Linked DNA regions of Mus musculus: region 2 is linked to region 1. Evidence: chromatin loops called from intact Hi-C (ENCODE). Cell type or tissue: heart. All regions are shown on one strand. Links, peaks and the distances in the headings refer to the core of each region. The heading gives the core; the rest is flanking DNA. Region 1 holds the start of Ppp6r3 (protein phosphatase 6, regulatory subunit 3). Region 2 holds the start of Cpt1a (carnitine palmitoyltransferase 1a, liver).

What was found. Peaks named below come from ENCODE experiments on the same cell type or tissue, not always from the same donor. Only the 100,000 strongest peaks of a DNase experiment are listed, where the experiment ranks them.
Region 2: it touches region 1 in a loop (2.4-fold over the local background); 5 of 42 quality-filtered maps call a loop at or near these places.

What each region holds. Positions count from the first base shown.
Region 1 is chr19:3,570,818-3,582,138 of GRCm38, reverse strand. Ppp6r3 (protein phosphatase 6, regulatory subunit 3) reads left to right here and starts at 6,390. Exons shown (of 24, transcript NM_028999.1): 1 at 6,390-6,498. It overlaps n-TAagc9 (a tRNA gene), which reads right to left and starts at 5,876; the gene lies at 5,804-5,876. In heart, for the core only: no CTCF peak of the experiment used is centred there; DNase peaks (open chromatin) are centred at 5,098 and 6,218; H3K4me3 peaks cover 2,889 bases; H3K27ac peaks cover 3,583 bases.
Region 2 is chr19:3,315,295-3,326,615 of GRCm38, reverse strand. It overlaps Cpt1a (carnitine palmitoyltransferase 1a, liver), which reads right to left and starts at 3,315. Exons shown (of 19, transcript NM_013495.2): 1 at 3,242-3,315. In heart, for the core only: CTCF peaks have their summits at 4,148, 4,884, 5,596 (motif pointing left) and 10,014 (motif pointing left); DNase peaks (open chromatin) are centred at 2,555, 3,215, 3,855, 4,825 and 1 weaker place; H3K4me3 peaks cover 3,063 bases; H3K27ac peaks cover 2,956 bases.

The sequences.
Region 1 (11,321 bases), core at 1,346-9,345:
TTGACTAAATCTTGTAAACCATGGCATGTAATCCTTCTAGTCTCTGTAACTTCCTCTTAATATCTGATGTTGACTGCCCTATAAAAGCCATAGCAACCTTGGCTTGTTGACTCTCAGTGGTTGGGTCAAAAGGAATATAGCATCTATAAGCTTCCATCAATCTTTCCAGAAAAACAGATAGGGGCTCAGTAGGGCCCTGCATCACCTCTCTTACCTTAGCCAAATTGGTGGGGCGTCTCGCTGCTCCCTTTAGACCAGAGCCCGGTGGTAAACTGCCAACCTCTCCCTACCTTGAGCAGTGTTGTAGTTCCAATCTGGCCGGTCTAGAGGGAACCCAGCGTTAATCTCATTGGGTAGGTTGTTTGGGTCTCCATTCACTCCAGGAACATTTTTCTGAGCCTCCAGGAGAATATGCTCTTTTTCTACAGTGGTAAATAGAACCTGTAGGAGCTGCTGACAATCATCTCAAGTGGGTTGATGAGAAAACATAAGAGACTCCAGCAGTCAGGCTGGCCGGATTCTCGGAAAAGGAGGCATGGTAGGGTCTGCAGAGATTGTGGGTCCACGGGCAGGTCGCCTACAGCAAAGGAAAAGCAGAAGTGGTGGCAGGAGCTCCATCTGCTGGGGGACTCTGGGCTCTGCAGGGAATCCATGGTTTGATTTATGGCGGTGAATTCTGGATGAGGTAAGGCTGTTGATCCGAGTGGGACCCAGGTCCACTCTGAAAAACAATGGCTTTAACTTCAAAGATAAGAGCCAAGTCAAAAGTCCCCTCTGGTGGCCACTCTACATCAAAAGCCAGCCACTCGGAGGCGCAAAAAGTCTGCCAAGGTCCCTTCTTAATTTCTACTGAAAGATTATGGCCCCTTGATCTAACTTCAGTCCAGTGGTCTAAAGTCAAACTTGGGGAGGGGGGTCATTACAGTCTGTCTTATTGTCCAATATCACAGAAAACATGAAACAGACACAAAAACCACACACATACTGACAAATGGACACACAAAACCAACTCAGAAATGCAAAAGGTCAGGGAAGTGCGAAAATCCTCCAATCTAGGAAGACTACTGACTCTTCACTCCCCACCCCAGATGGACTCCTGGAGTCCTTCCCCTCGCTCGGGGCGTACCCCAGAGCTGCACAGCCGGTGATTCCAGCACGTCTGCTGTTCACACTCCATGCCTCACACCGAGGTACGGGTCTCTGCAGCTGCAAATTTCAGCACTGAACCTTGCTGGCTCACAAAATATTTTTAGACAAGAAACCTCACCTCCAAGTGGGTCTTCAGGTGCCAATCCCGGATGAGCCCCCAATGAAAGACCCCGAGAGGAGTCCCTTGCTCAAGCCTCGGGATAATAGCGGACCCCCAAGAACTCATGAGAGACCAAGCTTGATGCAAACCACATGAGGCTTTATTGGGGAAAGCCAGAACTCTGGGGACGACTCATATCCCACACAGGTGTAGAGGAGTTGACCCCGAGGGGAAAGAGGTCCCAGTTTTTATAGGCCCTCGGGGCGGGGGGGGGGGGGGAGGAGGGAGGAATAGGGGATTTCCAGATCTAAACAATGTAAAATGATTGATTTCTCAAGAAATGGGTATGGGAGGGAAACAAGGAAAGAGTTTAATGAAGGTGCAGTAACTCCAGACTGGCCCCGGCTGTGGTTGCTGGGGAGATTTTCTGACTATCCCAGCAACCAATATCACAAACACCTGGCAGTGAGGTGCAGCAGTGGGCACACACCTGGGTTCAAGGAACGGTCAGAACATTGGCAGACACACGGGTTCAAGGAACGGCCAAAGCATTGTGCACTTCTATTTTTCTAAATCAGTGAAGCTACTTCTACTAACAATGAAATCTATTTTGCCAATTTCAGGGCTTCTGTGACCTTTTACATTCTGTCTGTCAGGATCTTTCATACTGTCTGTCCTGTGTCCACAGCCCTTGGTCTACATCTATAGCCACCCTGAGCTACGGAGGCAGTGTCCATCTTGAGTGAATAGTCCACATGACTGGAAGTTTGCTGGGGCTCAGGTTACATTTAGCTTCTTTCAAAAGATCAGGGCTGGGGTCCCACCCTCCAGGACCTCTCTGGCTTCTTGCTGGTGATCTGTGGTGGATCTCAAGCCACGGTCTGTCTGTCTGTCTGTCCCTCCCCCCCCCTCCCCAAGTGTCTTCTTCACTTCCTTTTCCAGGAGCTTGATCACCATAGAGTGGTCAGCATGCCTGGTGGGTCCCTGTTTCACAGACTGGGCAGCTATCAGCCATCCTTTTAGGGAAGTCCAGATCCTTGCCAGCTCTCACACTGTAAACCTGTAAAAACCAGCAGGGAAAGAGAGTGAACTTCAAGGCTGCACTGGATGGTTTTGTGTCAACTTGACACAGCTGGAGTTATCACAGAGAAAGGAGCTTCAGTTGAGGAAATGCCTCCATGAGATCCAACTGTAAGGCATTTTCTCAATTAGTGATCAAGGGGAAAGGCCCCTTGTGGGTGAGACCATCTCTGGGCTGATAGTCTTAGTTCTATAAGAGAGCAGGCTGAGCAAGCCAGGGGAAGCAAGCCAGTAAAGAACATCCCTCCATGGCCTCTGCATCAGCTCCTGTTTCCTGACCTGCTTGAGTTCCAGTCCTGACTTCCTTGGTGATGAACAGCAGTATGGAAGTGTAAGCTGAATAAACCCTTTCCTCCCCAACTTGCTTCTTGGTCATGATGTTTGTACAGTAATAGAAACCCTGACTAAGACAAAGGCCAAGTGGGTGACTGCTTGGGTCTCCTAGGAGACTCTGGTTCCTCCTCATGAACCTCAGGAGCTCTTAACCTGACCCAGCAACAACCTGTGTGCCAGCCCTGCCCTTCTGGGCCTTGTCCTCTGCCAGGGCTGTAATGGCCCCTTTTCATTCCCTGCATCTGTGTCAGCAGAGTTTGGAAGAGAAGAGAGAAGAACGAAAGGCACTGGGGCATCCTTTCTCAGGTTGAACTTTTTTTTGTTTTGTTTTTGTTTTTCGAGACAGGGTTTCTCTGTGTAGCCCTGGCTGTCCTGGAACTCACTCTGTAGACCAGGCTGGCCTTGAACTCAGAAATTCACCTGCCTCTGCCTCCCAAGTGCTGGGATTAAAGGCGTGCGCCACCACGCCCTGCTATCTCAGGTTGAATTTACCTACTTTACAGTTTTTATGCAGAGCTCCTCTTTCTGTTGCAGTATATGATGGGAGATGTCCAAATGCCCTTTGGGGAAGTCAGAGGGTTTGCTTGTTTGCTTTCTTTTACATTACAATGAAGTCAATTGAGGCAGCTACTATTTTGCTCCCCAAGTTTAAGGAACTTAAAGGTGTTCTCTCTCCACTCTGCTGATTGGGCTTAAAACAAAATCTTAAATGTGTGTGCTCTTCAAAATAGACTGAAAACTGAACTGTTACACTCTAGAGGGAAGTGGTGGGAGGAGAATGGGGCAGAGAGAGAAAGAGGAAAGGAGGGAGGGAGAAAGGGAGAGGTAGAGAGGTAGAGGGAGGAAGAGGTAGAGAGGAAGAACAAAGAAGGGGGGAGAAAGGGAGCAAGAGCAAGGGAGAGAGGGAGGGAGATTGAAAGAGGGTGGGAGAGGTGAAGAGAAAGAAAGAGGGAGAGGAAGAGAGAGAGGGAGAGGAGACCCATCAAACCTGCAAGGTTTAAGACACAGAGCTCAATCTGTGTCACATGCAAAGCTTGCCAAGTTGGTCATTCTTCTGACTCCATGGCTCTATGGGACAGGCAAGTGGGGCTTCAGGCTCAGGCACCTCCTTCCCTAGCAAGCTCTCCCTGACTTCAACGTGCCTGGCTAGGTTAGGAATGAGTACACCATATTTGACAACTTATGGGCTAACTACCCTGGTCTTAGTGAGGTGACAGGTTATCTCTTAGTTGTAATATGTATGTCCCTGGAACCCACCTGAGTCTGGGAGAAAAAAGGCAAAGCAGATGCCAGCAGGTGTCTTCACTACAAATGAATGAAGGGATGGTGGTTTGGTGGACCACTGTATGACTCACCCAGATGGTGGGAGGGGGCTGGTTTGGTTCAGTGAGGCAGTTGGGCTTTGTCTTCACAGATAGCACAGAAGGCAGGCCCACTCCCACTCCAAGCTGTCCCCTCTCACCCCCAGCTGGTCCTTCCTGCCAGGGTCCAGCCTTTAACTGCTGCCCTGCCCTGAACTTTCTGCTACCTTAACTCTTTATCAATAGGCCTCAGTTTTAACAATGTTTGTTACTACTTCTGTGGCCTCAGGCAAGCCTTCTAGCCTCTGCGTTCCAGAGTTAACATTTATTGCCTCTCTTAAGTGCCTGGAGTGGTGTGCTTGACCCTGGCTGATAGTTGTTATCACTTGTACTTCTGAGAACTGGAGAGTCAGAAAGGTTAGGTCACCTGGCCAAGGTCACCCAACCCCTATATGGCCTCTGGTGACAGAATGCTCTGGTCCGTAGTTAGCTAGTGTGTACAATGGGGACTATGATGTGGATCTACTAGCAATGAACTCTTTCTGGAATCTGCTTCCAGGAACAGCTCTCTTGGAAGGTGGACTGGAGGCCAGGGTGGGTTTGCATAACTGCACAGCCCTCTCTTGTTATCCTGGTAGTGGAATTCAGAGCCAGAATGAGTGAGGTGGAGGACTCAAGCATGCTGGACCCCGTGTAAAGAACAGGGGTGGGGGGGGGTTCAGAGACTGGGAACCCGGAGAAAGCACTGAGTGTCCAACAAGGCAGGTCCTGTCTCCTCCAGTCCAAGGGCTAGGCTCTGTCATTTTCCCAGGGGATAGATGCCTAGAGGTGGCCTAGAGGAGACACTCAGGAGATAAGCTCTGTGCTCTCTGAGCTTCAGTGAAGCCTGGGCCTGGGACTGCTGGACCTACTGGAAGAGATATGCAGGCAACTGCTCCCTGTCTGAGGTGTGAGCATTGCCACTCAAGGTCTGTGTGACTCAGCTACCTCTGCTATCCAGTCTCCCATCATAGCTGGGCTCGTCCTGCCTTTGAAGCTCCAAGGCCCCACCCTGGGGTCTCTGTAACACCCTTCCCCTCCCTGCTACCAACACCCCAGGGATTTAGAGCTCTGTCCTGTCCTATGACTTACTACTTTCCCAAAAGAGTCTGTCCCTTAGCTTGATCACCTTGGTCACTTGCTTTCCAGATGGCATGGGAAGGCCTGCTTCATGAAAGACTTCCAAGACTCAGAGACTTTGTTGACTATGGTGGCCAGCTGCAGCGTGCCTGAACTTATGGTCCTGTCCACACTGAACCAGGCAGATTATTCATAGGGACCCAAGGGGAGCACCTTGGTATCTTTTCCTGTTGCTGTGATAAAATATTCTGACAACAGCAACTTTAGGGAGAAAAGGTTCATTTTGTCTCACAGGTCGAGGCCAATATGGCAGGGAAGTCAAGGGAGCAGGTGTGGGAGTCTGCCCGTCACATCACATCACATCACATCACAACCAGCCAGGAGGTAGAGAATGCTTGTGGTCAGCTCAGTTTCACCTTTTTAGACAGCCCCAGGAGAATTAAAAACCAGGATTAGCCATGACAGTGGTTAAGTGCAAGACTTGAGAGTAGGGACCCTGATGTCCAGGACCCCAGTTCTGGGGCAAGGTAAATGTGTAGTACTATACGTATAGGACACTAGCAGTTGGAAGAAATTCATGTGTAAAATTCTTCTCTGTGACAAAAGATACAGCCTGGTTTCCTTTGTATTAAGAAACCTTACATTTTGACCCCATTTTCAGGGATGCCACTCTACTTTGTCTGAAGTAATTTAATTGAAGGTCTTCGATAAAACTATGCTATGGAGAATGCGGGCATCGATCCCGCTACCTCTCACATGCTAAGCGAGCGCTCTACCATTTGAGCTAATTCCCCAGCTATAATTAACTTCCGTCGCAGGTTGTATTGTGACTCACGTCATCACCGGTTTTCCCCCCCCCCTCGTCCCCCGCGGCCGTTACCCCACCGCCTGCTGTCATTGTGTTACCCCATTGGCTTCTTCGCATCCGGAGCTACACAGCCGGGATTGGTTTGGTTCATTTGTTTTAAACTACATTGACTATGCGGATTGGTGGTCCCAAGCGTCTGTCACGCGAGGCCCCGCTGTTGCTACGGGGCAGAGGGACCCAGCCTAAGCTTCTCCCAATTTCTGACTTGTTTCTCAGACTCCGGGGTCTAGAGGTTCCGGATCCGTCAAGACCATGGGAAAAAGAATGCGCCTCTCGCGTTTGACTGACAAGACCTCAAAGCCAATCGAAGTGGAGTCGAGGGAACCGCTGGGCGGTCCAATAGGTTGTGGGGGGCGGGAGAGACAAGCCAATGATCCGTGTGAAGGGGCGGGGTCTATCCTGTGATTGGCTGCGGGGCGGCCGGAGGGAGGGCGGGGGTAACTCAAGGCCTGCTTGATACGTCCGCCATTTTGGGCGCTTCGCTGATGGTGTCGGTGAACCTTTTTCCCGCCTGAGCGCGACTAACTGCGGGTCTTGGGCGCCTCCAGGTAACTCAGGGGAGGGGGCGGTGGCGCGGAGTGTGCGGGTCGCGCGGGCAAGCGGCCGACCGATCGTGGCGGTGGTCCGGTCCCGGCGGCGTGGGGAGGGAGCGTCCCGGCCCCTTTCCCCTCCCCCCCGGAATCGGCAGCTTCGGCGGCCCGGGAGGCGGCGTCCAGTCCTGGCCAGGACCGGGCCGCCCGCTCCTGTCAGCCGGGCCGAGCGTTGGCAGTCAGCCGAGCCGACTGCGAACTTTGGACGCCGAGGTGACTCTGGGCTTGGCTCGGCGGGAGCCCAGGCGAGGCGAGGCGCGCCCCGAGCCAAGTCGGGGGTCCTGGGCGAGCTCCCCGGCTCCCGCGCCCGGGCCTTCACAGCGACTTCTCGGGATCTCCTGGAGCTTGTCAACTCGCTGGAGAGCTTCGCGAAGGCTTTTGTTGGACTCTTGTCCTCTGAGAAACAAGTTGTGTGGGTTTCTGGGCATTAGCAGAGTCATCGGAACACACAAAAACCAGTTCCGAGTCTCTCGGGGCCATCGCAGTGAATCTTCATCCTCCGCCGTTGAGTCTCTCTTTTATACAGACGCGGGCATTGGAGATTCCCTGGTGTTTTGGAGCTGAAGTGAGGAGTTACCCTTCTTGTGGCTTCAAGCACCTCGCTTTTAAAGCTCGGCTCACTGTTAACTTGGAGGTCTTTTTCTCCCCAGTCCCGTTGTCTTTCATTAGAACTTGGACTTGAAGTTGTAGGTGGGACAGAATGAGTGGTCTCGGTAGCTCTGTGTCTGTACTTCTCCACCGCATGTCCTACTGTCATTTGCCGCCTACCTGCTGTGGTCTCTTTAGAATGGGCCAGAGCTTTGTTTATGTTTTGCTTTGGCTTGGGGGAGGGGACACTTAGAAGGTTTCCTTGCATCAGAGCACTTGTTAATATGGATACTGTTTCATTTTCTTAAGTCAAGTTTACTTTGGTTTTTGCCCTCAAGGTCATGTTGCAGTTGACACAGCCCGTAAGAAAGGAACTTAAGATCTCCTTCCACTAAAATGTTCCTTGAAATTGCAAGGTGCAAGATCCCTGTTGCCAGTGGTGTTTGAGCTTTCTTATGGGCCACCTGAAAATTACATCTTCCTTTGTCACTTTCTAGTCCTGTGACCTTGGGCGAATTAGTCCTCTTTGCTGCCCCTGTAACCCATGAAAATAAGTTTGTTTCATAAGTTTATCTCATGTTAGGTCCCAATTTTATCTAACATGTTCATATTAGACTGTAACTGAGTATATATGTAAATATGTTAGCACAAAGCAGCTAGAATCGTGCTTTGTGAATAGAATCAGCTCAGTGGTGACCATACCTCTCAAATTCAACTTGATCTTGATGATTTTGTTTGTTTTTGAGGCAGGGTCTCACTATGTGGTGGGAAGATCTTTACTGCTTCTGCCTTTAATAATGGGATTAATAAAGTCATGCACCACTGCACCGGACTCATTATTTAGTTATTTTTTGAGATGATAGTAGTTTAGAATGTTCTTGACTTTCCTTTTCAGCTAAGGCTGCCTCAAATTCTTGATCTTGCTGCCTCTACCTGACAAGCATTATGAATAGAGGTGTGTACCACCACACCTAGTTCAAAATTAACTTTTAAGTGTTTAGGTACAATTAGGAAAGCCATGTGTTTAAGGATCAGCTGGGCTAAAAAAAATTACTGGAAGTTATTTTAATTTTTCCATGAGATGTTGAAAATCTATTAAATCACTTGAAAGCGTTTTGTCTAAACCAGTACTTATGCATAGAAAACACCTTCAGGATCTTAAACAGCACCCCTCCTCTGCTGCTTCTAGGCACTGCTTCTGTGTAGTTGCCCCAAATCATAATATGAGGATTTCTTAGATTTTCCTGGTTGTTATTGCAATTGAAAAGCTGCAGTCTTGAGAGCTTCAGCAAAGGTACAGGTTAAATATGCCTAATTTCTGAATGCTCTGAAACCTGACAGCTTTTGAGTATGAAACTTAGATTGTGTAGCAGTTTCTATTAGGGAACTTAAACTGGTAAAGGCTGCCAGCCTTCAGAATCTGAATCTGATGTTGTAGTCCCAACCACTTCGGAAAGGATGTGCTCAGCTTGTAGCTTGGGGAGTGGCTGTTGTTCCTGGGTGCTTTGGGACCTATCCCTCACTTCACTGTGTCTGGCCAGGGACCCTAGTGTCTTTCACTCATCCAGTTATCCTTAAATTCAGCTTTTTAAATGTCTGCTCTCTGCTTTCTCCATGGTACATGAAAAGAGGACAACTCTTGGTGATAATTGCTTAGATTGCTTTATGCACTGAGGAAGCGTATTTTAATGGAATACATCTCAAGTAGACTTGAGTATACTGATTGCTTTAACCGACTTTAGCTTTTGTATAAAGTAAAGCACCCCCTGCCCAACTGCACAAAAACCAATCTGCTACAAAAACAAGGCTTGCTAGTTTGCATTAATTGAGTACTTAAGAAGTAGTCTATAGTTGGGCAAAAAATGCATAGCACTGAAGTTAAGACTTTAAGTGGGGTTTCCTTAGCTACTTTAAGATGCCTTTTAGCAGTTCCTCTAGAAAAGTGGGTTATGACAAGTAAGCATTTCTTCCTTAAAACAGTATTTGTTAGGGTTGATAATCAACTTGGATTTTTTTATGATTAACTTAGTAGTTGAGATAGTTGAAATCTTAGATGTTACCCGTGTGTGTTGATCTATAGTTTTTCATTTTACTACATTTCAGAAGAATAAATGATAAAGAAGTCCTTTCAGATATCTGTTCAACTAAAACTCAGCACCAAGTTTACTTTCTAAAGAGGGCAGGAGCCTGGCCTGGCCTGGGTGGCGAGAGCTCAGCTGCACTGGAGGCTGAGGAGCTGCTTTTCCTTAGAATGGAGCACATTTTGTTTTGTTTTGTTTTTTTTTGTTTTGTTTTGTTTTGTTTTTCCAGACAGGGTTTCTCTGTATATCCTTGGCTGTTCTGGAACGAACTCTGTAGACCAGGCTGGCCTCAAACTCAGAAATCTGCCTGCCTCTGCCTCCCGAGTGCTGGGATTACCACGCCTGGCAGAATGTACCAAGAATATTGATCAGACCTCTTGACTTGCAGTTATATATATGTTCTATCTCGATGTCAATTGACTTTCCTTTCTGTTTCACGAACCCATGATATGTACATGTTTATGTGGAACAGAATACTTGAATATAATGTGTATAGACAAGGGTAATTTAAGCATTTCTTTTTGTTTTTGTTTTTAAATTTTATTTCATTTATATGAGCACACTGTAGTTGTATTGAGACACACCAGAAGAGGGCATCAGATCCCATTACAGATGGTTGTGAGCCACTATGTGGTAGCTGGGAATTAAACTCAGAACCTCGGGAAGAGCAATCAGCCAGTGCTTTTAACTGCCGAACCATCTCTCAAGCCTGCCTGCTTGCTTGCTTCCTTCCTTCCTTCCTTCCTTCCTTCCTTCCTTCCTTCCTTTCTTTCAGATTTATTTATTTATTTATTAGTACACTGTAGCTGTCTTCAGACACACCAGAGAGGCCGTCAGATCCCATTACAGATGGTTGTGAGCCACCATGTGGTTGCTGGGATTTGAACTCAGGACTTTGGAAGAGCAGTCAGTACTCTTTTTTTTTTTTTTTAAGATTTATTTATTTATTACATGTAAGTACACTGTAGCTATCCTCAGATACTCCAGAAGAGGGAGTCAGATCTCATTACGGATGGTTGTAAGCCACCATGTGGTTGCTGGGATTTGAACTTCGGACCTTTGGAAGAGCAGTCGGGTGCTCTTACCCACTGAGCCATCTCTCCAGCCCTCTTTCTTTCTTTTAAAGAATTTATTTTATGTATATGAGTACACTGTAACTGTCTTCAGACATTCTAGAAGAGGGCATTGGATCCTGTTACAAATGGTTGTGAGCTACTGTGTGGTTGCTGGGAATTGAACTCAAGAACTCTCAAAAAGCAGTCAGTGGGGCTGGTGAAATGGCTCAGCGGTTAAGAGTGCCAACTGCTCTTCTAAAGGTCCTGAGTTCAAATCCCAGCAACCACATGGCGGCTCACAACCATCCGTAACAAAAATCTGATGCCCTCTTCTTGGAGTGTCTGAAGACAGCTATAGTGTACACATATAATAAATAAATAAATAAATAAGTCTTTAAAAAAAAAGCAGTCAGTGTCCTTAACCACTGAGCCATCTCTCTAGCCCCTTGAAGCATTTCTTTGCTACAAAGATTGCCTTGGATTGGGAGGTCTGGCTCTGTAAGGCACTTACTTGATCAAGATGCATGAGGCTCTGACCTCTATCCATAGTACCCAAAGAAATGAAGCTAGGCATAGTAGAACACACCTGTGAGCACTTGGGAGGCAGAGGCAGGAAGAGCTGGAGTTCAAGGTAATTTTGGGCCATGTAATGAGACCCTGTCTCAAAGAAACAATGAAACAGCTCTCCCTCCTTCAAAAATAATCAGTAAAATGATTTTTTCTTGTTGCTGTGGTACTGGGAATTGAACCTATAGTCTTACTCGTGCTAGGCAAGTACTTTATACTAGGTGAGGGTATTCCAACTATTTTTCCCCTCAGGAAGCATTCTTTTTGGCTTATCGTACCTCTGGTGTGCTGTAGAGGGTGGAGGTCAAAGCTACTTACTGTTAAACCTGCAATGCACAGAATATTGTAAACCCACCTGCTTACCCTCTCCATCCCTTGCCACCATCCGGCCCTAAACATCAGTCATTATGATATGCTGTCATTATGATAGATTAACATGCATGAGAATCATTTGAGATACTTTAAGACCATGGATGTTGAACTTCATCTT
Region 2 (11,321 bases), core at 2,247-10,246, 260 kb after region 1:
CAACAGAGCAAAGCTGGCCTTAGCCCAGGGCCTGTGGGGACCCAATGTCCGCCTCAATATTTGCACGGGGTTCAAGGTGAAGAGTACAAAAGGCAACAGATATTTGAAATCAACAAGGAGAACTCACTCCTTGTGTTAGGTAAGAGATTAAAAAAATAAACAAACTTTGCAGTCTAGGTTTGGTTTAGAGACAAGTTCTTGTGTATCCCACACAGGACTCCAACTCACGGATGGTGGTAGCTGGCCTTAAGTCCGGCTCTCCTCTGTCCACCTCCGAAGAGCTAGATGGTACAGGTACACACCATCACAGTCCTGAATGAACTGCTCACAGTGGTGGCCTTTGCAGTAACTACTGAGTAAGTAGGTGACTGCATCGCACCCCATTTTTGCCTTTCTAATTTTGCACAATATGCTTGTATTGCTTTTTACTTAAAACAAAACCATGTATCTTATTTATTTATGGTGGCGGTTGAGTGCACACTATAGCACGGTGTGCAGAAGTCGGGATCATTTTCACCCTTCGAGTTAGGGTAGTCAGGCTTGGCAGCAGGCTTATTTTCCAAACAACAAAAATTCTTGCACTAAGAGCTTAAATTGGCATTAATTCAAGTGTGCAGTAATCCTTTTTAAGCCTACTAGGCGCGCCACCGCCACCGGCTTAAAACCCCACCTCCCTTTTTCTTCTTTCCCGAGCTGAGGATGGATCTTTGCCTATTCCCAGGCTGTCCCTTAACTCCCAGATTCGAGCGACTCTCCCTCCTTCAGGGGACTGTCCAGTCTGCTAAACACACTTTAAAATTATCCACCTTGGACTACCATTTTATTCTAAACTAGTTCAAATGCAGACTTCCACCAGCTTTAAGACTCGGGCCTACCGGTAAATATCTATGAAGAGTGACTGAAGAGTGACTAAACATATTTTCTAACCAAAAAAAAAAAAAAACCTTCAAACGGTCAAAGTACAGGAAAGTCGCGTGGCTCTAGCCGCCTGCAGATCCAGACTGCAAGTTCAAGGCGCTGGGGAAGGGAAGGGCACTAACAACAGCGGCTTCCCGCCCCGCCCCTTCCCCTACCCAGCCGGGTCACGTGACGGCTGAGAAAAGTAGGGGAAAGGTTACGGGTGCCCCGCCCCCGTGCTGGCGCGTCCGGGGCGCTCGGATCCTGTTCCACCGGCCGAGCCCACGCAGGCCTTCCGGAGCGACGCGTCGCCGCTGCCATCCCGGAGTCACCGATCCGCTTTGTCCGAGGACAGCTGTCGCATACAACAAAACAGCCAGCCGGCACCGTGCCTCGAAGGGTTTCGCTGCGAAACCCAAGGGGAAAATAAAGTAAAAATTGCAGCGCTTTTATGAATGGGCAAAATGGGCAAGAGGAATCAGGGTTGGCTAAACCCCGGCCAGCGCCCCAAACTCCCGAGAGAATCAGGCCTGCCGGTTTCGTGACCACTGGGTCAGGGCCAAGCGCAGCGGCGGCGGAAGGGAGGCGTTCCACCCCTCATCTGCAGTCAGGTGGCTTTCTAGCTCAAACTCGAAAGGTTTTGTCTTGTGCAGGAAGCCGCTTCGGCCACTTTTGATACAAAACCTAACCGGAGCTTGATTCCAAAGACGGTTAAGGAGTTCAAAGCCGGGCGTGGTGGTGCTCGCCTATAATCACCGCACTTATGGGTGGGTGCAGGAAGGAGATCGGGGGTTCAAAACCAACCTTGGGTACAGAGCAGGCTGGAGGGCAGCCTGTGTTACATGAGATCCTATCTCATTTTTTAAAAGTAAATAAATAGATAAAAGAGAAAATTCAAGTGTAAGGTTAAGTCTAGCGAGGCTTTAGTTAAGAAAAGCAATAATTTACATGACAAAAGAGCTCCGGGTGCTGCAGCAAAACCAGTCTAGCCCAGGACTCTGAATGCGGACGCTGCCCAGACCTACCTACTACTCTGCACTGCCCCGGAGCAAGCACTGTCCTCCCCACACCACAGTCCTCTGCTTTAGGTCCTCACTGAGTCCTGAGTCGACCGACTAGGAAGGGGGTGGTGGTGATGTATGCTTGCTGGCACAAATAAAAGGCCAAAGCTGTGTTTTAGTCATTTGGCTTGTGGTTTTGACAGTGATAAACACGCTTGAATATCAGGAATGACCAGAAACCAGACGCCTGTGCAACAAAATGCTGTAACTAAATACGCGTTCCGAAAGGCTTCTAAACTCACTTTCATTTTATTTGCGAACTTCCAAAGTTAGCAGTTTCCGACTAAAATCTGTTTTTGGACAACTATTTAAATGCACGGAACGAGAGTCGGCCCAGAGCTGAGAGTACTGAGCTTGATTGTATGTAGCCTGGTTCACACTAGGAACTTTTTAACTCCTTAAAAACTTGAGCGTTCATCTGTGTTCTGTGACATCAACGAAAACCAGACCCGATTCACAATAAGATGAAGAAAAACGAAGGGTACCCGCTGTTACCGCACAGCCTGGTTGCCCAGACCGTGCTGTCCGGCTGTCCCAGGCCAAGTTCGCTCAGGCCAGGTCACGTGACGCCCCCACCCTCCCGGGCTCTGGTCCCGGCGCGACCTTGGGCAGTCTCTGACACCCACCTGCCCTTGAACCCCGGGCAAAACCGCGGTGAGGGGTGCAAAACACTTAAGTCTCTGCGCCAAGGGTGTGTCCCGAAGGCTATACTGCAGGGACCCGCACGAAGAGAGGGCACCGGCCACCTGCCAAGTCCCCTGTGCGAGCATCCTTCCTACTGCCGAGCCCGACCCTCACGGACCCCGAGAACCAATCCACCTGCAGAGTAGCGGGTGGAAAGAGCCTGGAGAACGCTCGGCGTCCACACTGGCCCCAAGCCACCCGCGGAGTGGGGAGTGAGCAGGGGTCAGAAAGGGAGTTGACACTCCTACTGGTCAGGGACCAAGGAGTCACGCCTAATCATAAGCATCTTTCACAGAGCAATGAAGACCCCAAACCCACGCGGTGAGTGAATCCACCGTGGGGCGGGACACCACGAGCCGAGGTCCCACGCGTCCCGAGTGGAGGCATTTTGCCCAGTCTGGGGACCAAGCATCTTTCCTCCCGTCCCGGGATCCCCCAGATCCGTCACTGCGCGGGGGAGGGAGTGCCCTCTGCTTCTCCAATGCGCGGCTCACGCGTACCCTACGGGCACAGTCTGGGTCTCCCTCCACACTCTTAAGAATGACACCCGCGCGCCCAGCCCAGGGCGGTGCCGCAGCGCTGCCCTCGCGGTGTCTTACCGAGTCTGCAGACGGCGGCGGCGGAATGAGCGAGCGGAGTCCGGGCCGGGGCGGGCGAGGCCAGGCTCACCGACGCGCGCCGCGGGTGATTGGCTGAGCCCAGCTGGGCTGCAGCGCGGGCAGGACGGGGCGGGGCCTGGACGGGGCGGGGCTGCGGGGAGGAGGTCAGTAAGGAAACTGAGGCTAAGTCCCGAGCTTGCCAACGGCAGACCTAGGACAACATTCCTTACCCTGAGAGCCTCAGTTTCTTCATATACAAAAGGGACCAACTCATTAAAGCCATGTCCAAAACAGCTCTTTGCACCATACTTGGCTTACACTCGCGGTTTACACTAATCCGCCCGTAAACTTCTCTGCAACCCTGCGGGAGTTATGCTGATTTTGCTCCAGACTTTTGGTTTGTTTGGTTGTTTGGTTGATTATTTTTTTTTTTAAAAAAGGGGAGTGGGACGCTTGGGGTGGTGTTGGGAAGAACGGCTTGTCTAACATCAGAGAATGAAGAAGTAAGCTCAGGTTCCAAGTTTGAGAACAGATGTTTGACATCCGGGGGCAGGTTGGCGCCAGAGGCCAACACACTCATAGTCTCCCTGGGATAAAATCGTCAGGGGGCGGGGGAACCCTCATCTGCGGAACAATTAGGGTGTGTGGGTAGCTCACAATGCCGTGCATTCCTTGCCTGTGTAAGGTCCTGGATTCAAGTCTCTGCGCCCAAAAGCAACGGAATCGAAGTACTCTTTGAACGCTGAGAACGAATAGGTGTCAATAGGGGAGTGATTGGAACCTCGGACAGAGTGGCTTCTGGAGGGGGATCGCTGGCAGCACACGGGGAACGAAGGTTGCAGGGTGAGTTGTGAACAGGGTGTAGAGAAGTCGGGCCAGACATGGCAAAGCACTCTACCCGCCAGATGGGGCGCCCTCCCAGGCTGCAGCTCCAGGCCCTGCGTGTAGCAAGCTCTCCATAAATGCGCTGAAGAAGGAAGAGTCGCAGCTCTGAGGTCAAGCACGCCTGGTCATGGAAGAGCCCTGTTTGCCTCCATCTTTCTCTGCCTTGCCGTGGAAGGGTTCCATAGAGAAAATGAAAGTTCCCCTTGATCCCGCCCCCAACTGTAGTTAACTGTTGCTGTATCTCATCTCCCCCTACACCTCTATTATTTAAAAGGACAGGCGATTGTTGGGTGTAACTTTGAGATTTTTAGTTTATGTGAAGGGACTCATAGAGAATCGGGGTCTTTCACTTGCCTTCATTGTTCTGACACACCCAAACGCCTTCCATCTTCTTAAGCATCCTTATCTGAGCACCTGTTCCTGAGCGTGGAAGCAGAGACCAGTGTGACATGTGGCTGGCACTGCAGAGGTGCTATCTGGAAACACTTTCTGCTGTCCCCCGGGCCTCATCGGCCTCGATGGCTCTAGTGTCACCTCTTGCTGCCCCCTACTTAAGGCTCCTTTTAAGTCCTGGACTGTTGGACTCACCTTAAATGCCCTTCCTTCTCTCCCTAGAACCCCAGTCCTAACCGGTCCCCTCCCCAAGGACACTTCCTCTTTTCTTGGCGTCCTGCTTTGCGTCCCTCTGGATTGGCCCTGTGCCCTGTCTGTCCAGGAGGCTCAGCGGCCTTGACAGCAGGCCCTCCCTGCCGGCCAGGAGGGACAGGAGCAGGGGCGGAGACAACATCAGAAGGAACTCTCAGACACCTCGTGCCTTGGGGAGGCACCATAATGAGCCAGAGCCGCCTGCACCTGGTTTTATCCTGTGGGGACCTCATTTTCCTTCCTCTACCCTCACCATAGCCCTTTTCCCAAGGACTGTAGCTCCCGGAGTGGCTATTAATAAAGAGCTTAACCTCCCCCTCGCCCCTCGGGGTGGGGATGGGGAAGCTTGGGGCATTAACCTAAACTCCCTGAGCGCTGAAAATATACCAGGAACTGGCACCAAGGCTAGAATAACCTTTCTCAAGCTCGCCTGTTTATTTTTCACATTCTTTCTCAGTTTCAATCCCATAGACTGTGCCAGCTGCTCACGATGGATACGTTTGCCCTGTGTGGTGGCTCACATCTGTAATTTCATTACTTGGGAGACTGAGGCAGGAGGATCATATATGAGTTGGAGACCAGCCTGGGTTACAGCGTGAGCCTGTCTCAAAAACCAAACCAAACCAAACCAAACCAAACCAAACCAAACCAAACCAAACCAAAACAAAACAAAACAAAACAAAACAAAAACAGAGTTGGAGGAAATTGCTCAGTAACTAAGTACGAATACTACTCTTGCCCAAGACCACAGTTTGGTTCCCGGCATCCAAGTCTCAATGTTCACAAACACCTATAACTCCAGCTCCTGGGGATCTTGCTCCCCCTTCTGGCCATCATGGGCACCTGCATTTATATGTTCATACATTCCCATACACATTATTTTTAATCTAAAAAACAAACCACAACTGGGGATGTGGCTCAGTATTACAGCGCTTGTCTAGCAGGCATGAAGTCCTAGATCCCATCCCCCACACCACATAAAGAGGGTATAATGATGCACACTTGTGATCCCAGCAAGAAGTTCAAATTGTCCTTGGCCACATATCAAGTTTGAGGACAATGGAAAGAATAAGATAAGCTGATTAATCGTAGGGTTGCATGCATGCTAGTCAGGTGCTCTGCCACGGAGCTACCACAGCCCTCGTTTTTTTGTTTGTTTGTTTGTTTGTTTTGTTTTGTTTTGGTTTGGTTTTTTTTTCAGTACTAGAGCTGGAAGCCAAGGTCTTATGTGTAGAAGGCCAAACAACATCCCAACCCTAACTATCCCACCTAATATATGTGACAGGGAATTTTCACAGCCCCCACTGTTTTGCCAAGAGGATGGCTGCTCCATGGTCATTCTCTCTAGCCTCCTTTCCGGTTGGCAGGACTCAATAGATATCTATCCAAAGTGCTTAAGACGTTTGGGGACTTGGCTATGAGACCTAGTTTTGAGGGAACTCTACTTCATACTAAAGAATGTTGTAATCACAGGAGGCAGTGTTTTCCCCTCCTCCTCCAAGCCTCAGGCCCCACTGAACTTGAACTTTGAGCCCCTGTACACGTTTTGAGTCAATATCGGAGGTAGTATTTGCTCAGCCAACGTCACCAGGTTTCATGAGGACAGTGGCATTGTCGCAAGGATAACAAACCCAAGGCTGCCAACGAGTGTGGGAAAAGAAACTTGGAGTCCATGAGGCTTCTTCTGTGTCCCGCTGTTCCCACCAGAGAGTGAAAATGTCCTGTGAAATGTACCCTGCCTGTCCCACTTTGGGGGCCACTCCACTGTTTTCTTCTGCCTTGCCTTCCCGAGCACCCAGTGAAAGGAAAGTTGGCAGTGTTTACTATCCCAGAGAAGAAACAATCGAAGCCACAAGACCAGGGCTAGGTGTGTCAGTGTGAGCCCCTCCTGGTCCCGTGTAAGCCTCAGTTTCCTACCCTAGGAAATGAAGTCAGGGCCAGAGACATGGCTCAGCAGGAAATGGTACACACACACACTCACGAACATACACAGATAAGGCTCCATGCACAAATGCTTGTGAACTACCATCTGGATGCTAGGAATACTTGAACTTGGGTCCTCGGCAAGAGTGTCCAGTGAGTGCTCCTGCCCCTCCACCCTACCATTCTTTGAGAAGTAGTGCATGTTGGTCTGGTACTCGTGACGTAGCCAAGAGTGACCTTGAACTCCTGATCACCTGCCACTACCTGCCCATACTGGGACTGCAGATGTGCTCCATTGTGCCAGGTCTGTGTGGTGCTGGAGACAATGGCCAGGATGTTGAGTACCCTACCAATTGAGCTACTCCCACAGATGTGCCACAGGCCAATTGAATGAGGCAATTCCCCTCATGTTATGTCCTCAGATAAGTCTGGGCTGTGCCCAGTTGATGCCTAGGTAGGTGACAGAGCCTCTGGGGGTAGAGGAAACAGGTGAGGCAAGAAGCTCTGTCATTAGGAGTTTTGTTTTTAAAATATCTATCTATTTATTTATTTATTCTTAAAGATTTTAAAGCTTTTTATCTGTGTTCACGGATGTGTGGGTGCCCTCAGGTTAGAAGAGGGCACTAGGTCTCAGGAGCTGGAGTTAGAGGTGGTTGTGAGCGGCTCTGTATAGATTCTGGGAACTGAACTCCGGTCTTCTGCTGAGGTTTACTGTGTGGCTGCCCTAGGCCTTTCATTTTTCATTTTTCTTGGGTGGAAAAATGAAAGGGCTGAAGACGAGGCTCAACAGTTATGGGCAGAGGCTGCTCTTGCTGAGGATCCAGCTCCTGGACTCTGTTTCACCTCCACTTGGTGGCTCTCAATCCTCTGTAACTTGAGTTATGAGGGACCGTATACCCTCTTCTGGCCTCTGAGGACACTAGGCACACAAATAGTGCACAGACATATATGAAGGCAAACAGATATACAGATATTAATTTTAAAAAGAAACAACAACAACAACAATAATGTTGGCATATTATTTAGCTATTTTATTGGGTTCTTATCTCTCTGCCTCCCTTCCAAACAGTTATTGTACGCTAATCCCTTCCAACATCAGATAGGAGAGAAGGAAGGTGAGAGGGGAAAGGAGGTGTGCACCTGTTTAGACCACTTCCTGCTGACTAGAGGCCTTGAGTTCCTTGGGGCGAGTTCAGTCCTCCTTGTCAGGATATCTCCAACTTCTCTTCTCTTTGCTTGTGACCCCAGACAAACTGCAACAAAAGCAACCAGGAGCAGCAGGGGGAGCAGCAGGGGAGCAGCAGGGGAGCAGCAGGGGAGCAGCAGGGGGAGCAGCAGGGGAGCAGCAGGGGAGCAGCAGGGGAGCAGGAGGAGCAGCAGGGGAGCAGCAGGGGAGCAGGAGGAGCAGCAGGGGAGCAGCAGGGGAGCAGGAGGAGCAGCAGGGGGAGTAGGGGGAGCAGCAGGGGAGCAGCAGGGGAGCAGGAGGAGCAGCAGGGGAGCAGCAGGGGAGCAGCAGGGGAGCAGCAGGGGAGCAGGAGGAGCAGCAGGGGGAGTAGGGGGAGCAGCAGGGGAGCAGCAGGGGAGCAGGAGGAGCAGCAGGGGGAGTAGGGGGAGCAGCAGGGGAGCAGCAGGGGAGCAGCAGGGGAGCAGCAGGGGAGCAGGAGGAGCAGCAGGGGGAGTAGGGGGAGCAGCAGGGGAACAGCAGGGGAGCAGCAGGGGGAGCAGCAGGGGAGCAGCAGGGGAGCAGGAGGAGCAGCAGGGGAGCAGCAGGGGAGCAGGGAGCAGCAGGGGAGCAGCAGGGGGAGCAGCAGGGGGAGCAGCAGGGGAGCAGGGGGAGCAGCAGGGGAGCAACAGGGAAGCAGCAGGGGAGCAGCAGGGGGAGCAGCAGGGGGAGCAGCAGGGGAGCAGGGGGAGCAGCAGAGGGCAGGGGGAGCAGCAGGGGGAGCAGCAGGGGAGCAGGGGGAGCAGGGGGAGCAGCAGCAGCCACAGCCCTCTGGGGACTCTCCCATGTATACCCTCTTCAGAGTTTCCCAAATGAAAATATCTGTGCTGGCAAAAATTACTGCCCTGCTAGTGCTGAGGCAAATCATAATCACCTGCTGTGAAGCAGCCTCTTATCCCAAACCTGGGGTTAAATAAACTAACAAAAACACAGGCACATAACATAACTTGACTTTTAAAGAAACCAACATTCTTGAGACACAGTAATAAATATTATCATCACCATCGTTATTATTAAGTAAAATTAAGTTAAAAGGCTGGGTTCGCAGGAGTGTTTCTTTAATTCTTGAACTCAAGAGGCAGAGGCACTTTCTCTCTCCACCAGCCAAGCAAGACGCCCAAAGAAAAGAAGGCCACGGGGAAGAAGGTGTCCTCGGCCCTAGCCGTCATCATTGTCGTCCAGAAACAGGACGCCAAAAAGGTGGTCAATCCTTTGTTTGAGAAAAGGCCCAAGAACTTTGGAATTGGTCAGGATATCCAGCCCAAAAGAGATCTAATACACTTTGTTAAATGGCCTGGCTACATCAAGCTGCAGTGGCAAAGAGCCATCCCCTATAAGTGTCTCAAAGCACCTCCTGCCATTAAGAAGTTCACCCAGGTGCTGGACAGGCAAACAGCTACTCAGCTGCTTAAGCTTGCCCACAGGTACAGGCCAGAGACAAAGCAAGAGAAGAAGCAAAGGCTACTGGCCCGTGCTGAGAAGAAAGCTGCAGGCAAAGGCGACGTCCCAACTAAGAGACCACCTGTTCTCCTAGCAGGAGTCAATACAGTCACCACCTTGGTGAAGAACAAGAAGGCTCAGCTGGTGGTGATTGCCCATGACGTAGACCCCACTGAGCTGGTGGTTTTCCTGCCTGTCCTGTGTCGAAAGATGGGGGTGCCCTACTGCATCATCCAGGGAAAGGCCAGACTGGGATGCCTGGTCCACAGGAAGACATGCACCACTGTTGCCTTCACACAGGGTAACTCGGAAGACAAGGGTGTTTTGGCTAAGCTGGTGGGAGCTATTAGGACCAATTATAATGACAGATATGATGAGATCCGTCGCCACAGGGAGGCAACGTCCTGGGTCCTAAGTCTGTGGCTCGCATTGCCAAGCTGGAAAAGCAAAGGCTAAAGAACTCGCCACTACACTGGGTTAAATGTACACTAAGTTTTCTGTACATAAATATAATTACAAAATTTAAAAACAAACAAACAAAGAAACAAACAAATGGGCTAGTGAGATGGCTCAGTGGCTAAAAGCACTGGCTGCTCTTCCAGAGGTTCTGAGTTCAATCCCCAGCAACCACATGGTGGCTCACAGCCATCTATAGGGGGGATCTGATGCCCTCTTCAGGCAGGCAGATATATATGCATCGGAGCGCTCATACATTAAATAAATAAAATTTTAAAAAAAGAAAAAGAAGAGAGAGAGAGAGAGAGAGAGAGAGAGAGAGAGAGGCATAGGTAGGCAGATCTTTGTGAGTTTCAGGCCAACCAAGCCCATTTAGACCCTGGGTATAGGGGTTGGAGGGAGAAGGAGAAAGAACAAGCACAGATCGCTGCCACACAGCTTAAATAGCAATAAATTAATGCAGCTTCAGACTAATATTTTTATTTTAAAATAATTTTAAGAGGGGGGAATGAAGACATATTAGGGTAGAAGTAAGATTTTTAATGGGCTGAAGAGTGAGGGGCAGGCAAAGCAAGAGTGCTGCAGCACAGTGCATGTGTAATCCCAGTCGTTGGGAGGCAGAGGCTGGAGGGTCATGGGTTCAAGGCCAGCTCAAGCTTTATTAACTACACCTTGTCTCAAAGAAGAGTCTTTTCAAGGTTGGGCTTTGCTGCTCTGTTTGGTATTAACTGCTTTGGAAATTAGTCTATTACAGCATGCTTTCTTCCCAGGTTCTAGAATCTTCTGTCATTTGCTCTGCTACCATGCTGCAACTCTTAATACAAATTTAAACATTTTCATAATTTAAAATGAATTTACATGCACACATGTTTTTGCACGTGTGAGGATACTTGTGCATGTGGGTGCACAGGCATGGGGAGGCCTGAGGCTGATGTAAGAGCCATCTTCCATCACAAGAATGGGGCTCTTCCACCCCATTCACGGAGGAAGACTCTCCCAGTCAAATCCAGAGCTCACTGATTGATAGGTAGACTCTTCTACTCAAATCCAGAGCTCACTGATATGCCTAGTCCTGCTGGCCGGTATGTTCTGGATACCCCCTATCTCTTGCCTTCGAAAGCTGGAATTTTACTGGTCAGTCTTTATGTGGTTTTCTGGAGACCAGAATTTGGATCCTCAGACTTTCATGGCCAAGTAAGTGCTTTAATCACTTGGCTATCTATCCCTTCAACTTCTCAGGCTCATATCTTCCAGAGCTAGACTCAGCTTCCAGAGTCTTTTCTGACTTGCTTTGACATGTGCTCACTTGAAAGTTGAATCACACCTTTGTCTTGCTGGCAACTGCATCTGACAAGTGTCATCATACCCGAGAGAGGCAAATGGTTTTGAGCTGAAGTCTGGTGGTGCAAGGTCTCAGACCACCAAGGGCCTGAGGATGGGAGAAGAGGGTCATAATTAGGATGTAGGAACTGGGACTCCCCTGACAGAAGGGCTCTTTCCACAGGTTAT